Linked DNA regions of Homo sapiens: regions 2 and 3 are each linked to region 1. A link is a contact called in ENCODE Hi-C or POLR2A ChIA-PET data. All regions are on one chromosome and are shown on one strand. The core of a region is the stretch at or near the end of the contact, and the rest is flanking DNA. Distances in the headings are between cores, read along the strand shown.

The links. Hi-C counts contacts between places; a loop is a spot of excess contacts on that map. ChIA-PET counts read pairs that join two places held with the same protein, here RNA polymerase II (POLR2A). Pooled maps may share reads with other maps.
Region 2: a loop to region 1 is called in a map of posterior cingulate gyrus, with 2.9 times the contacts of the local background. The contact joins two enhancer-like sites. A Hi-C loop is called at or near these places in 3 of 168 maps with a recorded cell type or tissue (CD8-positive, alpha-beta T cell, naive thymus-derived CD4-positive, alpha-beta T cell and posterior cingulate gyrus), 6 of 37 single-sample maps with no recorded cell type and 14 of 50 pooled maps. POLR2A ChIA-PET finds 5 or more read pairs at or near these places in 1 of 52 experiments (WTC11).
Region 3: a map with no recorded cell type shows a loop between it and region 1 (6-fold over the local background). The contact joins two enhancer-like sites. A Hi-C loop is called at or near these places in 1 of 37 single-sample maps with no recorded cell type and 2 of 50 pooled maps. POLR2A ChIA-PET finds 5 or more read pairs at or near these places in 1 of 52 experiments (activated B cell).

The regions. Positions count from the first base shown.
Region 1 is chr6:138,815,838-138,819,316 of GRCh38, reverse strand. The region is part of intron 4 of ECT2L (epithelial cell transforming 2 like); the gene reads right to left. Among named protein-coding and RNA genes, the nearest start is that of ECT2L, 21 kb to the right of the region's middle. Within about 2 kb of position 1,381, at least 11 of the 41 ENCODE cell types and tissues checked have a DNase peak (open chromatin) inside an H3K27ac peak, as active enhancers do.
Region 2 is chr6:139,159,922-139,163,554 of GRCh38, reverse strand. The region is part of intron 1 of HECA (hdc homolog, cell cycle regulator); the gene reads right to left. It also overlaps a transcript of TXLNB not described here. Among named protein-coding and RNA genes, the nearest start is that of HECA, 27 kb to the right of the region's middle. Within about 2 kb of position 1,479, at least 8 of the 41 ENCODE cell types and tissues checked have a DNase peak (open chromatin) inside an H3K27ac peak, as active enhancers do.
Region 3 is chr6:138,453,547-138,457,104 of GRCh38, reverse strand. The region is part of intron 3 of NHSL1 (NHS like 1); the gene reads left to right. Among named protein-coding and RNA genes, the nearest start is that of MIR3145, 20 kb to the right of the region's middle. Within about 2 kb of position 1,269, at least 11 of the 41 ENCODE cell types and tissues checked have a DNase peak (open chromatin) inside an H3K27ac peak, as active enhancers do.

The DNA.
Region 1 (3,479 bases), core at 132-2,631:
CCACACAAAAAAAAAGAGCTTTGGCTTTCTGCTTTCTCCCTTCCTTTTAAAACGCAATGATTTCCTTTTTTTTTTTTTTTTTTTAAGCATCATCCACCTCTAAAAACCATCCCAATTGCAAATGCTAATATTTCATACAGTTATCCTTAACCAGCCCATGCAGGTAGAAGGGCAGGAACATGTGCAGAATACTGGGCAAAGGGGAAGGAAGTGAAGATGACTCAAATTTCCAGACTTGCCTTGGATATTTAGAAAACAGTCGTTTTAGATACAAGTGTACACTTTCACTTTGAATACTCCCCTCTCCTCTCTGACAAAGATTCTCTGCTTGACCAAACTTTAGTCAAGCTTCTGAAACTTCCCCTTGGCCCACCTGTGCACTTCCTTATAAAATTCTGCTTTAGTAAAGAGCCCTGTTAAGTCAGTTTAGGAAGAACCCCCCACCCCCGGATATCTTGTCAGGTTCCTCATCCTCCACCCTCCCCCAGGTGTTGTCTGAGCACCCTGGCCTGTCATCAGCGAGAGTCCTGTTGGGTCAGTGTATTCAGATCCCCGCTTACCCCTGATGTTTCCTCGAGTAATTTTCCATCCATTGAGCCCCATCCTGCTCCTTGGCTATCCGCCCATGCTGCATTTGAAGTTGAGCCCAATCTCTCTCCCGTGACCCCATGCAGCAGTCCCTGTAGCTATCTCCAAGGTTCTCAGTAACGTCCGCCTTACTGTCTTCAGCAAGTTTCATTCGATGTTTTCTTCTTTAACCTCTTTACCATCTCCACACAGAAATACTCTCCTTTTAAATGGACATTCAGTAACTGAGAGTGACATGGCTGCTCTATATTTAAAATTAACCTAGGAGTATGTTGTCTCTGAAAAACTGCACACCAGATTGCCTCACAGATCACAGCTGAGACAGACGTCCTCAAGTGAGCCCTCACAGGCTGCGTGGGAAGAATGGAAGAGGGGGTAATGAAGTGGGAGAGGGGGCTGTTCTCTCTTAATACACCTTGGTGGATATTTTTCTGCCCTCCAACCCCATTTCAAGTCTGCTCTGATGGAGACAAGTGACGAGAGTGAATCCTTCATGGGCTGTTTATGATCTCACACGCACACGCACATACACACCTGGGTCAATGCATTCCCCCTCTAGGGAATGCAGTTGCATGAATGCTGCCCCACCCATCCAGGAAAGCTGCAAGTTTGAGCAGCTCTGGCTCTGGAACCAAAGGCCTTTGTTTGAGGAATTACCAGGCACTAAGCAGAGGCAATTCAAAACCGGTTCCACCAGTGTGGCAAGGGGACTGATTCAAACTCCTCACGGGTTTCTCTGAGTGTAACAGACACAAGCAGCCCAGTTTCCTTTAAGGAGTCACAGGAAAGGTCAACCTAGTCAAGTGGTAGGGGAAAGACATCACTGGAAACCATTAGTCATGTGGACGACACGGGGCCATAACATACCAAGAAAAGCCACAATTGAGGTATAAAGTTGCTAGGCATGAAAGACCAGCAGAGAAGTCTTCCCAGGAGAAGGGACATTTTAGTTTGCCAGAGGGATGGTTTAAGAAGCTAAACCTTTAAAAAATGTCTTAAATATCATAAAATTCCACTTAGGAAATCATCTTAAAACTTACTAGGGAATACTTATTAGGCCAGGAAAGAAAACTCTAAGATATTTGAATATATCTCATAGAGATTATGAATAATTTTTTAAAAGAAAATTGTGTTGACAGTTTCCACCAATATTGCAATACCCTGTTTATAACTGACTGAATTAAAACAAAATTATTTGGAAATTATAAAACCATCTAAAACAATGGCCTCTCTACCTTGAAAGAAAGGTATTGCACAAATATAGCCTAGCTTACATATAAACATTTCAAGTATTCAAATAATACTAATTTCTTTCATTTATTAATTTATTTACAGTTATTGGGTAAGCAAGACTACAGGAATAAATGATCCAAAAGAAATGCTTAATAATTAAAAATTGATTGCACTACCATTGGACCCAGCAATTCCACTCCTATATGTATAGCTAAGAGAAATAAAACATCTCTATGCAAAACTTGGACACAGATGTTCATAGCAGCACTATTTATAATAATTATTTACAATAATCAACTGAGGAGTGGATAAATAAAATATGGCACATCCATACAATGGGATAATATTTGGCAATAAAGGAAAGAAGTACTGACATGTGTAACAAAATGGATGAACCTTGAGAACGTTATAATATGTGAAAGAAGCCAGTCACAAAAGACCACATACTGTCTAATTCCATTTATACGAAAAGTCCAGAATAGGCAAATTTATAGAGACAGAAAGCAGATTTGTGTTTGCCCAGATCTAGAGGGATGGAGATGAGAAGTTACTGTTAATGGGTAGGGGGGTTCTTTGTGGGATGATGAAATGGTCTAAACTTAACATGTGATGATGATCACACAACTCTGTGAATGTACCGGAACCACTGAATTGTACCCGTAAATGGGTGATTTTTATTGTATGTGAATTATATCTCAATAAAGATGTTTAGGCCGGGCGCGGCGGCTCATGCCTGTAATCCCAGCACTTTGGGAGGCCGAGGCAGGCAGATCATGAGATCAGGAGATCGAGACCATCCTGGCTAACACGGTGAAACCCCATCTCTACTAAAAATACAAAAAAAGTAGCTGGGCGTGGTGGTGGGCGCCTGTAGTCCCAGCTACTCAGGAGGCTGAGGCAGGAGAATGGCATGAACCCCGGGGGCAGAGCTTGCAGTGAGCTGAGATCGCGCCACTGCACTCCAGCCTGGGCGACAGAGCAAGACTCCATCTCAAAAAAAAAATGTTTAAAGGAAATTTATACTAACATTCATGAAACTATGAAATACAGTCTGCTCTCTGAAGAAATGCTGCTGCTATCCAAAAACAAACAAACAAACAAAAAAAAAAAGTACTTTCACTGAACAGGTTAGTTTTATATTCTTGTCTCACAGAAAAAAGAATTCAGTTACCGGACAAAGGATGCAATTTCCAGTGACAAAAAGTCAGGCCTGAGTTAAGCTGCTTCAAAATATACCATAAGATCTCTAATGACCTCCAGTGGTCACAACTAAAATTGCCTGGTTTATGATACGTGAGCCTAGAACATGATGCACAAAGTGGTTATAAATGTGAGGTCTGGTCTGTTATTTTCTTATCTTGAAAGCTGCAAAGTTGGAGTAAAAAGAAACATAGCCAATGACTATCATAAAATGTCTTCCCCCTGATTTTTCAACATTGACTGAAGGGCCTGTTTATCTGTGCCCTGTCTTTGCAGCCTCTTTCAACAGAGCCAGGAAGATGCCTGTCTCCTTCCAGTGACTCCATGGGGAGAGTCCGTTAACAATCTGCTTTGCACCCACAGATGCAGGAGTAGCTGACAGGTGAGGAGGAGAGAAAAAATGGCTGATCAAAAGAGACTGGCAGGAAAACATGTAAGAAAGAACAGGAAGCAAGTAC
Region 2 (3,633 bases), core at 230-2,729, 340 kb before region 1:
TGATGAAACCCCATCTCTACTAAAAATACAAAAATTAGCTGGGTGTAGTGGCGCACACCTGTAATCCCAGCTACTCGGGAGGCTGAGGTGGGAGTATCACTTGAATTGGAAGACGAAGGTTGTAGTGAGTAGAGATTGTGCCACTGCACACCAGCCTGAGTGGCACAGTGAGACTCCCTTTAAAAAAAAAAAAAAAAAAAAAGAATGGAGAACTGCAAAATGTCCCAGAGCACCAGGTAACATCGGTGCTTCTCCACCTCTGCACTACAGACATTTGGGCTGGATCTCTGTTGTGGGAGCCATCCTGTAAGATGTCTAGCAGCTAGCAGCAACCTCACTGTCCATCCCGTAGAGGCCAGCCCCACTCAATGTCTCCAGGCACTGCCAGGTATCCCCTAGGGGGTAAAATCACCCCGAGTTAAGAATTCACTGGATGCAATAAACCTGAAAAGTCCCAGCCAAAATGAGCAGTGAGCCAGGCACTGTCTCCTCACGGAGAACAGCTCCAGCGGGAATGATGGAGGGCAGGTCAGAGGTAGACAGTGAGGTGAAAAGGCAGAAACAGGGAGACTCCAGGAAACTCTTTCCAGAGGGTAACTGTAGGGCAGGGAAAGAGCATGGGCAGGGTACAGAAGACAGCAGAGGCTGAGCCTTAACACCATGTTCATGAGCTCAGGGAATACAGGCCAAAACCTCACGACAGCTTAAAGACATATGAGAGGGAACAAACCATGTGACTCCTCTACTCAACAACCTTCCCAACCTTATCCCTGCACACTGAACCACAGACACAACATTCCACCAAATCAATCAGCAGAGGGTGGTGGCAATGTGGACCCATAAAGCCTATACAAATATTAGTTCTGTCATATGTTACAATTATCCCCTTCAGGTGTGGGATTCCAGGGCCTTGGCAAAATGGCCCTAAACCAATTTGTCTACCTCTATGTATTAATATTTGATCACCGTGGTTTCCCCTTAATCTTCATTTGTCCAAATCCCATTCAGCCACTGACAGCAATTCACAGTTCAGACTCTGCAACCAGACTGCCTGAGTTGGAATCCAGGCAGGACCATTTATGAGCTGCATGCTCTTGGACAACTTACTTAACTTCTCTTTGTGTCAGTTTCCTCTGTATAAAATGCAGAAAACAACAGAATGTACCTTAAATGGTTCAGAAGAATGAAATGAAAAAAACTATACACATGAAATGCTGAGAAAGCACCTGGCATCTAGTAAACTTCCTCCCCACTCCTACTGCTTCAAGGCCCACCTCTCTACATACCAATTTTACCAGGATTGCCCCCCTATCCTGACTCCAACCCTTCTCCTCCCCTCCCTGATGGTCTGGCCCCAATCTTACTTGAGTCCCTCATCATGGGGACTCTTCATAATCCCCACCAGCTGACGACTCAGGAGAGGAAGCCTCTTACTCATCTTAGTGTTTCCGGCACCACTGGGCCCAGGCTTTGTAAAACTCCAGTGCTGAAAAAAGTCGCATTAAAGATACTGGCTCACCAAACCCACACATGACAAGAGGAGCAGAAGTGAAAAAGAGAGCTGTAATCCTAGACAGTCAGACCTGGATGTACTGAAGCACAACAAAAAGAAGTAGAAGAGTGGTTTGAAACTGAGTAAATTCACCAGTCACCTGGGCTGTGACCTTTAGAGGCCTTTAAAATGTTAATTGGTCAATTATTAAGTGTAGTTGTTTTTATCTTGATCCTTCAGATGAAGAGCCTTGAAGTAAACGTCCCTGAAATGTAACCACAATAACCAAATTTTACTAACCCAAGACCAATAAAATCAAATTAGGTCAAAGGAAGATCTAACTAACATTTGCATTCACAATATTCCAACTGTAAATGTTGAGACTGACTTGATATTTCTTTGAAAAGTATTTTCACACTAAAGAAAGGTGGATTAAGAGAGGAAAAATTCTGTGTCTTTTCAAAAAGCAGCAAATATTTCATTTAACCAATACTGAGCACTTCCTACATGCCAGGTCTTGAGCTAAGAGCTCTAATGGTCTAACAGAAGTGCACACATGGAACACAGACAAGGTACCACAGCTGTGCCCCATCCCTGTCCCTTTAACAGTGTTTGTCATGTTCACAGCCATGCTCCACTGTTTCCTAACCAGAAAACCTCTTCCTTGTATGAAGAGCCCCCACTCCAACTTGCCAGCCCTGCTTGTTTATAGTCAGCCACTTTGATGTGGCCTTGTGGGTAGGCTTCAAAAACAAATACAAAGCCAAGAGCATGTTAAATACACCCAGTAATACACACAACAGACACTTCACCCTATGACACACCAGCAGGGTGAGGCTCCCAGGGAGACAGGCAAAATGGGGTAACAGGGTGGACCTCGGGAATAGTCAGAGGATGTCTGACAATGCTTTTGCTGAAGTGTGTTGGCCTCTAAACTCGGACATTATTTCCTTCAAGGCTCGGTTCAAACATACTTTCCTCCCTCATTAGCACCACCCCTGTCCCCGACACACACACACCACACACACACATTGTCCAAACTGGAAAAGCAGCAGGGAATAACAGAAGAGAGGTGTCTGATGCCAGGTCTGCTCCTGATTAGTTGTTTGACATTGAGCAGTTTTGTTTCCTCATCTGTAAAGTGGGGATAAAATGCTTGCCCTATTCAGCTCATGTACATGAAAACACTTTATAAATAGTAAAGTTTCATAAAAATGTTTGCTTATATGCTACCATAATTTTATACCGCTGTATTTCACTCCCCAGATAAATGCAAACTGCTCCAATGTTTTCTACTTTTTCCAATGTTTTGAACATGCCATACAGGTGTTTAGAAAATAAGTAAGTATGGCCAGGCACAGTGGCTCACGCCTGTAATTCCAGCACTTGGGAGGCTGAGGCCAGAGAATCACTTGCGGCCAGGAGTTAGAGAACAGCCTGGACAACATAGTGAGACTCCGTCTCCATGAAAATTTTAAAAAATTAGTTGGGCTCAGTGGCATGTGCCTATAGTCCCAGCTACTCAGGAGGCTGAGGTGGAAGGATCAAGTGAGTCGAGGAAATTGAGGCTGCAGTGAGCCTCGGCAATGAGTGAAACCTTGTCTCCAAACTAAAAACAGAACAGCAGTCCCACAAAGGCATAAATGGAATATAGATTGATCTGACACAATTAAATCTTCAACAGGAGAGATGGGAGAAGGGTATCATACACTTGTGCCACCAACTTCCCTTGGCGCATTAATCTAAACTGTGATAATCTAACAAGCAAAACAGAAAAATGCTCCTTTACACAGAGTTGGCATTGTTTAAAAAAGTATATAAACCTTCCAAGGCCTGTATTTTAGGTTCATCATCAAGTAGTCAGTACCCAGCTTCTATTTCTTCTGCTCAAGTTAAAATAAACAGGGTTCATGTGATTCTGGGCAAAAATCTCAGTTTCAAGTCTGGATAACAGGGTAGCTAGGCTGCAGTCACCTGGGCCAAGCCTATCCTGTCTCCCCAGCTTTCTTACCCTGCATCCTGCCCTCACTTGAGAACTCTGTGCTCCTTACCTATTGAAAGAGGAGGATCACACTGAATGCCCAATGAGCCCAAATCTCCTGACAACCTCATTCACTGAGGAGCCCCATAAACCGGACATT
Region 3 (3,558 bases), core at 20-2,519, 360 kb after region 1:
GTTCCAGACTAGCCTGGCCAACATGGTGAAACCCTGTCTCTACTGAAAATATAAAAATTAGCCAGGCGTGGTGGCATGCACCTGTAGTCCCAGCTACTCAGGCTGAGGCAGGAGAATTGCTTGAATCTGGGAGGTGGAGGTTGCAGTGAGCTGAGATCGCACCACTCCACTCCAGCCTGGGCGGCAGAGTAAGTGAGACTCCATCTCCAAAAAAAAAAAAAGAAAGAAAGAAATTCCAGAAAATACCTTTTCATTCAACTCTGAAATCAAAGAGTACACCATTGCTTTGTGTACTGTTTTTGACTTTTTTCTCTTTTCAGTTTTCAGCATATGCCAAGTACTGCCAAAGAGGTTCTTGCATTTGAAGGCAGGTCAGTTATCAGTGCGAAAATACTTACTGTGAGTCGATAGGGAATTTTTCCACCTGCCATTATCGGAAGTTATATTTGATGATACGTTCACTGAATCTGGGAAACCTTCACAGAATCCCCATTGTCTTAGCAGAAAGGATATCAATCATGAGTTATGCAATCTCTTGTGTAAAATTCACCCCTAAAGAGATGTATTAGATCTAGATTTTTGGCAGTAAACAGTTGGCTTTAATAGTCGTGACAGAAATCGAAATTTCCCTGTTTCCTGTTATTCTTTGAACTGGCATGTCAGCTTCTGTTTTAGGCTTTGTTGATAAGAAATATTTAAATCAAAGGAAGACTTTGAAGAAAAGGCAGTAACCTTGCTGCCATACCTGTAAACACAGGAGGCTTATTTAACATGATGCTTGAGAGCGTAGGTTTGGGGCAGCTTTTCCACCTGTCAGAGCTCAGTGGCCTTGGATAAGTTGCTTTCGTCTGTGAGGTTCAGGTTCCTCAACTGTAAAGAGATAAAAACCACATGTTCCGGTTTGCTTAGAACAGCCCTGGTTTACAGCTGTTATTCTGTGTAATTATTAATTGCACCCCCTTTCACTCTCAGAGGTGTTCTGGTTTCGATAAAATTACATAGTTACCCTAACCTACCTTGGAGAGTTGGTGTGAGGTTGAAGTAAATTAATGTTTGTGAAACCCTTAGCACAGTGCCTGGCACAGACTAGATGCTCAGATGATGATGATAAGTATTGTTAAGCTGATTGGTATTTCAAACCACGCTTCAAAGAAAATGATTCAATAGACAATGTCTGTTTTTATAAAAATTTGGCCACTCTCCCAATCATCTCGTCTTTTGTTCCACCCACATAGAATTTCCTGCCCAAGGCAATAAATTTGAGAGGTTTCAGCAGCTACTGACGAATTTCTGATTGTCATGGCTTTACAGGTTATCTAGGTGTGGCACTACCAGTGTTTATGCTATTGCTAGCTTGTTCATCGGGGTACACGTTAGGATATAGAACTTTTTCACAAATTAGATCTTATTTTCCACAAACAGCCCCATGAAACAGATTATTTTAATAGCTATTACTATTATTTTAATCTGGAAATGGAGACTCAGAAATATGAAATGGCTTTCTCAAGATCACATAGCTCGAAAGCACCAGGAAGCATGCGAAGGCGGGGCTCCTTGCAGGGAGCATGTGAAGGCGGGGCTCCTTGCAGGGAGCATGTGAAGGCGGGGCTCCTTGCAGGGAGCATGTGAAGGCGGGGCTCCTTGCAGCTCATTTCTTTTCATCGCACCATGCTGGTTAAGCAAAAGGGCAAGATTACTCAGTTACCTCAATTCCTCCTCATTATGCCCAATTTTGTCATCTCTTATTCCTCTTTGACTTGTCTGGTATGCTTCACTCAATTTTTTTTTCCCCCAAAAAAGTTTTTAAGTGCTACTTGGTCTCAGTATATGGATCCCATTCTTGGCCTAGGGCAGCTTACAGTCGAGAAGTGATTACTCCATGTCCAATCATGTGTTACTGGGTCTCTGTGAGTAATTTCAGGAAACTGTAGAAACACAAATGAGTCAATGCTCACTGCTCTGCAGTTATGGCACCTTCTTATTCCATGCCATTGCAGACAAAAATGAGAAAATTGGGGTCTGTCATTCCCACGCCTTTTTGCCTGCAAACCAGTGAGAATGTCTCCAATGACCCATTCCAGTTTCTCTTGCTGTTTCCATCCCACTACTCTATAATCAGGGTCTGTTTATACCTGCCTTCTCTTCTAGATTAATGGACAGCATCCCTATCTTGTTGATCTCTGTGTTTCCAGTATGATGCCAAGCACTTGGCACATGGAAAGGCTCAGGCGCCAGGGACTGTGCTCAGTGCTGTATGTGAATATATTCAGTATTTATTGCAACCATGCAAAGTAGCTTTGATTATGCCCATATCATGGATGAGAAAACTGTATCTTGGAGAGATTAGATCACTTGCCTAAGATCACATAGTTTTTAAATACTGAAACAAGATCTTTCTTTATTAAAACGCCTTTTATTGAAGTATAACTTACATAAAATAATCTATACATATTTAAAGTATACAACTTAATAAATTTTGACATATGTATACACACAGGAGACCATTACCATAATCAAGAGAGTGAACACATCTATCACCCCTAAAAGCAAAACCAGGATTTAAACCTAGACTTACGACTCTAGAGCTCATGTTTTTCCCCCAGTAATGACTGTATGGGGAGTAGAGCCTTTGCCACAGTCCTTTCCTCCTAACCATTCTCATTCTCTTATGGGGAGTTTTGCATTGTTGAGATAATACAAAGAGCATCTTTTACAACCCAATTGTCCATCAATAAAAAATGTGAATAAATTAGTACTGGAGTGGAATGTATACCCCAGTGAAATGAATGAATTACAGTTTCACACAACTACATGGATGTGTCTTAGAAAGATAATAGTAAGAAAAACACAAAGAGAATAATACTATTTTTGTAAAAGTCAAAGCAAGTTTATGCACGCACGCACACACACACACGCACACATATAACAAGGAGTAATTAGGAACACAAAATTCAGGCTAGTGGTCACCTCTGGGGAAGTAGGGAGATGGGATGGGGCATGGAGGGAGATGCAGGTTTTTAGTAATATTTTAGGTCATGGGTTGAGTAGTGAGTTCTTGAATATTCATTATGTTATATGATTTTAATACATAATTTGTTATTCTAAAATATGATTACAAACAACTTACTGTATCAGTTTAAACATATATGTTCTAATTAAGTATTTTCTTTCATTTGAGGAAAGGATCGCTTAATATGGGATAGTTAAGATCCAAAATATTTTAATTCACTGTGTGATAAGAAAGTTTAGAGCTCTTAGGGCCTGGTGCAGTGGCTCAAGCCTGTAATTCCAGCACTTTGGCAGCTGAGGCAGGAGGATGGCTTGAGCCTAGGAGTTCAAGACCAGCCTGGGCAATGTGCAGGACCCTGTCTCTACAGAAAGTTTTCAAAAATTAGCTGGGCATGGTGGCTTGTGCCGGTCATCCTAGTTACTCGGGAGGCTGAGGTGGGAGGATCGCTTGAACCCAGGAGTTTGAGTCTGCAGTGAGTTGTGATTCTGCCACTGCACTCTAGCCTGGGTAACAGAGTGAGACCCTGTCTCAAAAAAATAATAATACAA